Linked DNA regions of Homo sapiens: region 1 is linked to region 2. A link is a contact called in ENCODE Hi-C or POLR2A ChIA-PET data. All regions are on one chromosome and are shown on one strand. The core of a region is the stretch at or near the end of the contact, and the rest is flanking DNA. Distances in the headings are between cores, read along the strand shown.

Region 1 (3,388 bases), core at 180-2,679, 52 kb before region 2:
ATCTCACTCTGCTGCCCAGTCTGGCTAGTTTATTTTTAATTTTTTTGTAGAGATGGGGTCTCAGTATGTTGCCCAGGCTGGTCTCAAACTTCTGGCCTCAAGCAATCCCCCAACTTCAGCCTTTCAAAGTGCTGAGATTACAGGCATAAGGCATGGTGCGCGGCTCATTTTATGCTTGTTGTGAAGTTCCTGTATTTCATCATCAGGGTTCTTATGCTTCTTGTCTTCAGCCAGTGCTCCACCGTGGAAGTAAAATAAGCAATATATGACAAAGACTAACTTAATGAAAGACTGTATATGGTCAAATCCACTGACGGTCACAGGGAGTGAGTGGTTGAGTCACAAGTACGCTCACTCGTTTCTGCAAACAGTCACACAACCAGGACATTCTTAAACAGTTCTGTTTCAGAGGCGGATGATTTAAATAATCAATTTATTTGAGTTAAAAAACAGAAATAGGGCTGGGCACGGCGGCTCATGCCTGAGATCCCAGCACTTTGGGAGACTGGGGTAGGAGGATTGCTTGAGCCCAGGAGTTCAAGACCAGCCTGGACAACATAGTGAGAGTCCAGCTTTACAAAAAATAAAAATAAAAAAATTGGCCAGGTGAGGTGGCTCATGCCTGTAATCTCAGCACTTTGGGAGGCCGAGGTGGGTGGATCACGAGGTCAGGAGATCGAGACCATCCTGGCTAACACGGTGAAACCCCATCTCTACTAAAAATACAAAAAATTAGCCAGGCGTGGTGGCAGGCACCTGTAGTCCCAGCTACTCAGGAGGCTGAGGCAGGAGAATCGCTTGAACCCGGGAGGCTGAGGTCGCAGTGAGCCGAGATCATGCCACTGCACTCCAGCCTGGGCAACAGAGAGAGATTCCATCTCAAAAATAAAAATAAAAAAATAAAAAAAATTAACTAGGTGTGCTGGCCCATGCCTGTAGTCCTAGCTACTAAGGAAACTGAGGTAGAAGGATTGCTTGAGAGCCTGGGAGGTTGAGACTGCAGTGAGCTGTGATCACATCACTGCACTCCAGCCTTCTTTAAAAAAAAAAAAGAAAAAAGAAAAGGAAATGGACACAAAATACCCTTAGTTTTTTTTAGTGATTCAAACCCCTGGGTCACTTTGTTGTTGTTGTTGTTGTTAGAGATGGGGTCTCAGTATGTTGCTCAGGCTGGAGTGAAGTGGTCATTCACAGGTGTGATCATGGTACACTGTGGCCTCCAATTCCCATCCCAGCCTCCTGAGTAGCTGAGCCTACAGTGTGTACCACCACACTTGGTTTCTGGATCGCTTTTGAGAGATTTTGGAGTGTCACTGGCTGAAGGACCTTTGTCTGGCTTGGCAGAGCCTGGCCCTTGGGTGCTGGCCATGGTCTCTGGTTATGTGGGGCAAGCCTGACTCATTCTTCCTCTTTGAGGCTCCTTTGCATAGATTCCTTGCACACATCACTTTTTCATTTTCTATAGCTCAAAACAGATTTCAGTTTCCAAGACTGTAACTCAGCGTATGTGCATTTACATTTAGTTTGGGATATGCTAATGTGGTCAGCAGCACATTTCTAGAAAATTGCTCCCAGTGGCTGCTACTGCAAAGTTAAAGTTCTGATTTAATGTTGACCCTCATTGACCGTGGGCGGGGAGGCTGACATTTTCATCCTCATCCCCAGGATCTTGGAGGAGTGTCCCCTGTGGGTATGGTAGCCTCTGGGGCCCTGAGCTGTGGACAGCGGATGAGAGGTGGAGTGAGCCTGAAGGGCAGTTGTTGTCACACAGAGCCTGGAGAAAGCATTTGGGAGGAGCTTCAGCCCTGGCATCTCCTCTTATCAGAGTTCCTCTGGGCCAGTCAGTGCGCATGTCACTTTCTTGCCAGGTCAGTCAGGCCTGTGTAGACACATCCCCGGCCCCTTTCCTTTGGAGCTGTGGTGTAAGCCCAGAATCAGTTCCCATCCATGGCCAACAGGGTCTTCCTCAGGCACTGGCCCCAGCAGAAGGACATCCCTCTGATCCCCTGCTCTTGGAAAACATCGCAGAGGTGGATGTGCTTTGCCGGGTCAGCAGTGCCAATAATAGTGCTGAGCCATGAACCCAAGGGCGAGCAGGAAAGAAAAGAGGATGGAAGAAAGACAAAGAGGAAATAGTATGGAAAGAGAAAAGAAAACTGAGAGAGGGGAAATGTGTAGAAAGACGAAAGGAAAATCAACATGCCTCATGGGGATGAGTCCTGTGCTGGTGGCAGTGCCTCTCCCATTAGGCACTGTCACTCCCAGGCTGGACTCAATCTCTCTCTGTTTTGCACAATGAAGATTAGGCAGAATGTGAATGGCATAGCAAGTGAGAGCCTGCTGACGTGGCGTGCTCTGGGGGATCAATGCCCATGAAAGAGAAATGTGACTACATTAGAAGCTCTGCAGAGGCAGATATTCAGAGCTTGTTCATCCCCGTACCCCAATGCCCAGGAACAGTGCCTGACACGTCCTAAGCACATGATAAATATCTGTTGAATTAAATCGAATGTTAGGTGAATGCTGAAGAACGAAGTTGGATCTGCTATTGTCCTCGCATTCTCATGGATCTAAAGGTGAGTTCCTCTACTCCTCTAGGCTCCCATATTTAGAGACTACAGCTCCATGTCTACCCTTGACTTGGAGCGATTCTCCCCCAACGAGGAGGACACACCTGGGGCAGCACAGGAGGAGGTGGCTGCAGCCAGGTCGGTGGACTGGGCCCGACACAGGACAGACAGTTTCGTTCGTCTATGGTGCCGCTGGGGCTGTACCTTTTGGGTTGCTAGGAGTCAGGAATAGCATGCGAGCCCTGGAGGGAGGGGGATGGAGATCTAGAATAAAGGCCCTGTGCCTTGGACCCATGCAGCATTTAAATCGTCATTCTGTTGTAAAGTAGGTGGCGTTAATATTTCTCAGGCGAATTGTCTCCCCCATGGGGAAGCAGAGCTTGGGCATCAAGCTGTGCTGAGTTGGGTGCTGGCTCCTACGCTGGGAGCCCCGGTGTAGACTGGGGAGGGGGCGGGGCAGCTGGAGGGCTCCAGCCATGTTTCTGCTATTTTCCACCGTAACGCTGATGGGAGCAGGGCTGTTGTAGGAGTTCCTGGACAAAGCTAGGCAGGAGTCTCAGGATCTCTAGGATGCAGGACAGGTTTCTTCCCCTCGGGTTCTGTCCATGAGCAGACCAAGAACCTTTCAAATGACAGTGGTCACATTATTTAGTCTGAAACTGGGGTTTCCAAAAAGCCTGATTCCTTGTATAAAGTCAAATCAGCAAAAACCCACTTGGACTAGGCTGCATACTTGGCATTTGCAGCCTCTCCCTATTGATGAATTCAACCTAACTACATGTTTTAAACACATTCTACATTCAGGGATGCCATGAACA
Region 2 (3,699 bases), core at 124-2,623:
TCTGTCAGATCAAGACCTGCCTGCACCTGCGGATGGGGAGGGAGGATGCAGAACAACTAGTGCTCAAGGAAAGGCTAAAGGATTTCTTGGTGGGCTTAGTCTCACAGGAAATGATAACCTCTACTGAATGAGTGCTGTTCGAGGTTTACCTTGTGTATGCATGGAGCAGAAGGAGGCAGAGTGACTTTGAGGAGCTCAGGGCCTGAGGTGGGGAGAGAGAGACTTGGGACAGACAGTGAAGTGACCACGAGGAAGGCACTGCCTCTGAGGTTTGAGGAGGTCTGTGCTGAGGGCTGAAGGCTAAGAAATGCGACAGGGGTGTCAGAAAAGGCTTCCTAAAGGAGTTGGACTTTGATCAGGGTTTTGAAGGATGCATAGAAGTTTTCCAGGCAGAAAGATGGGGAGTGCATCTCAGACAGAAGAACAACATGAAGCAAATGAACAAAATTGTGACAAAACATGATCAAGAACAACAGGAGCCAAGAGAGACCCCGTGATTTGAAATGCATGAAGTGTGTGGTTTGGTTACATAGTAGAGATCAGGTCTCTGTCTAGACTGATGATACAAAAAGTGATTATGGAACTTTCACTATTAGGTGTTACTCTCATTTTACAGATGAGAAGGACTAAGGGCATTTCAGTGTCTTTCCTGTTGTCACACAATTAGTTAAGTGGTGGATGCAGATTTCAAGCCTTGAGTCTGTGGTCTTTCCACTGAGCTGCGCGGCTTCCCTGGAAGAAACGCTGAGGGTTGACGGCTTGACAAGGCAAGATTTAGTGTAGTGAAATGCAAAATGTGTTTCCTGAGTGGCTCTAGGGTTACCCTGCCTGAGGGTGGGAGGCTGGCAGATTAGTGAGATTTTCATACGGTTAGCACTGGAAAGCCGTTCCACATGATGTCATAGGGTATGTCAATTAACAAGCATGTTCCACTCAATAACTCTGGGAAACATTCAATTAGACCTTATAGATGATCCCTTCATGCAGGACTTCTCAGAGTCTGCGCCTGGCTGATATGCGCTGTGAGTTTCTAAAAGAATGCCTGGTAGCCCTGTCCCTACTAAAAATACAAAAATTAGCCAGGCATGGTGGTGTACGCCTGTAATCCCAGCTACTCAGGAGGCTGAGGCAGGAGAATTGCTTGAACCTGGGAGGCGGAGGTGTCAGTGAGCTGAGATCGCACCACTGCACTCCAGCCTGGGTGACAGAGCGAGACTCCGTCTCAAAAAAAAAAAAAAAAAAAAAGAATTCAAAGTACAGTGGTGGTTTTCAGTGTGTGGGCCAGAAGTTTCAAGGGTCCTTGAGACCCTTTCAGGAGGGTCAGTTAAGTCGACACTACTTTCAGAACAAGACTAAGGCATCATTTTACCCTTACTTTGTCACAAGCATACACTGGAATTTTCTAGAGCCTACATGATAGTGCAACAGGTTGAATTCAGAAGCAGAAGTGAAAATCCAGCTCTTAAGCGGAACACTGAGGAGTTGGACCAAAACGTGGGACAGTGCCACTCTTTTCACTGGTATTTTTGTTTTGGGAAATAGAGTCATTTTTCACAAAAATATGGTGTTAGCAGGGAGTAAATTTATTATTATTTTTAAGTGAACGATTGCATATTTTAAAAAATTTCCAGTTTAATTTTGATGATAGTAAATATTGATAGGCATAACCCACATAAACAAAAGCTCTTTGAAGATTTTGATTTTTTTTTTTGAGACATGGTCTTGCTCTGCTGCCCAGGCTGAAGTGCAGTGGCATAATCATGGCTCACTGCAGTCTTGACTTCCTAGACTCAAATGATCCTCCTGCCTCAGCCTCCTGAGTAGCTGGGACTATAGGTGCATAACACCACACCCGGCTAATTTATACATTTTTCTGTAGAGATGGGGTCTCGCTAAGTTGCCCAGGCTGGTCTCAAACTCCTGGACTCAAGCAGTCCTCCCGCCTTGACCTCCCAGGGTGCTGGGACTACAGGCAGGAGTCACTACATCTGGCCTACTCTTGATAATTTTTAAGGGTGCAAAGGGTTCCTGAAACCAACAAGTCTGGGGACCACTGGGTATGTAGTATTTCTTAAACTTATTTAATCCAGAACTTCCCTATCCACCCATTTTAGGTCAGATAGCAACTATGCATCTCTTGGCATAGTGTTCCATATGGGAAGCGTTGGAATAGATGATCTTTGGTGGAGTCTGTCAACCCTGAGTTTAAAATGTGGCTCTGTCATTTAGTAGCTGTGTGACTTTGGGCACATTACTTAACCTTCTGAGTCACAGTTTCCTCATCGGTGTGATGGTGATAATAGTATAGTATTAATGTTACCTACACTCTAGGTTTGTTAAGAAGATCACGTGTGATGATGAATGAAAGGCACTCAATACAAACTAGCACCCAATAAATACTACTACTAATAATATTTGAAACAATAATATCATGATATATGACTCTAGGTACATCTTCATTAAAGACAATAACAATAATAAAAGTCTGTGAGAAATAGAGGAAGGATTGACTCTGAATGGGAGTCAGGAAGACCATGGTAGTTAGAAGAGATGGCTTCTCTGGGGTCTGACCTTGATTCTCTCACAAAAGACCTGGAGGTGGCTTTCCCACAGCTGAACTAGTGGTTGGCAATGAGGGGGCCTCATGTCAGTCTGTGGCTTAGGCAGGATCTAAAATGAGATTTTTTTTTTTTTTTTTTTTTGAGACAGAGTCTCGCTCTGTCTCCCAGGCTGGAGTGCAGTAGCCCGATCTCGGCTCACTGCAACCTCCACCTCCAAGGTTCAAGCGATTCTCCTTCCTCAGGCTCCCAAGTAGCTGGGAGTACAGGCATGTGCCACCATGCCTGGATGATTTTTTTGTATTTTCAGTGGAGACGAGGTTTTACCATGTTGGCCAGGCTGGTCTTGAACTGGTGACCTTAAGTGATCCATCTGCCTTGGCCTCCCAAAGTGCTGAGATTATAGGCATGAGCCACCGCATCAGGCTGAGAAGCTTTTGTATTCTTGTGTGATCAGCCCCCAGTGCTGGTGGATACTGAAAGTATTTGTAGGCCCGGAGAGTATGGGACAGGCCCAGGCCTCCCTCAATAGCACTCTGTCAGATGCATCAAAAGGCAAGAAAACATTTTGTTTTTGTGGGCCACCTTTGTCCTGGACTGAGCAAATGTGTTGCCTCTCCCCTCACTGGCTGCTTCTGGATAACCACTTCTTTGGCCAATGGAGTGAAACCAAGAGACATGTTTGAGTGTGGTGTATTTATAGCCGGGAGATAGGAAAGCATCATGAGTGAAACCAGAGGAGGGAAGCCAGGCAAGGGCCTCGGAGGAGTGGAGAGTTTGTGTGAGTGTGTGAGTGTGCGTGTCTGTGAAGAATATTTTAAAAATTGTGTATTTTTATAGATTTAGGGGGTACAGGTGCAGTTTGGTTACATGAACATATTGGGAAGTCTGGGAGTCTGGGTGTTTGGTGTGCCTGCACCTGAAGAGTGAACATTGTACCCAGCAGGAGTTTTCTCAGCCCTCACTGCCCCTCCTTCCACTTTTTGAAGTCTCATTATCCACTCTACATGACCCTCACTACTCAGCATTTAGCTCCCACTTCTGAGTGAGAACATGCCCTATTTCACTTTCTGTTTCGGATACAATTTGATCTAAGCCTTAATTATTTCTAGAAGGAAGCCTAATTCATTAGGTCAAGTTA

Evidence for each region. Hi-C counts contacts between places; a loop is a spot of excess contacts on that map. ChIA-PET counts read pairs that join two places held with the same protein, here RNA polymerase II (POLR2A). Pooled maps may share reads with other maps.
Region 1: a map of GM13977 shows a loop between it and region 2 (1.8-fold over the local background). The contact joins two enhancer-like sites. A Hi-C loop is called at or near these places in 11 of 168 maps with a recorded cell type or tissue (B cell, CD14-positive monocyte, GM12878 and 7 more), 34 of 37 single-sample maps with no recorded cell type and 20 of 50 pooled maps. POLR2A ChIA-PET finds 5 or more read pairs at or near these places in 12 of 52 experiments (A673, AG04450, B cell and 9 more).

What each region holds. Positions count from the first base shown.
Region 1 is chr1:234,931,657-234,935,044 of GRCh38, reverse strand. No RefSeq gene overlaps it. Among named protein-coding and RNA genes, the nearest start is that of LINC02971, 24 kb to the left of the region's middle. RefSeq lists an enhancer at 2,345-2,845. Within about 2 kb of position 1,429, at least 20 of the 41 ENCODE cell types and tissues checked have a DNase peak (open chromatin) inside an H3K27ac peak, as active enhancers do; they include CD14-positive monocyte and GM12878, where a contact is called at or near this core.
Region 2 is chr1:234,879,210-234,882,908 of GRCh38, reverse strand. No RefSeq gene overlaps it. Among named protein-coding and RNA genes, the nearest start is that of LINC02971, 76 kb to the left of the region's middle. RefSeq lists an enhancer at 242-311 and a silencer at 695-831. Within about 2 kb of position 1,373, at least 4 of the 41 ENCODE cell types and tissues checked have a DNase peak (open chromatin) inside an H3K27ac peak, as active enhancers do; they include CD14-positive monocyte and GM12878, where a contact is called at or near this core.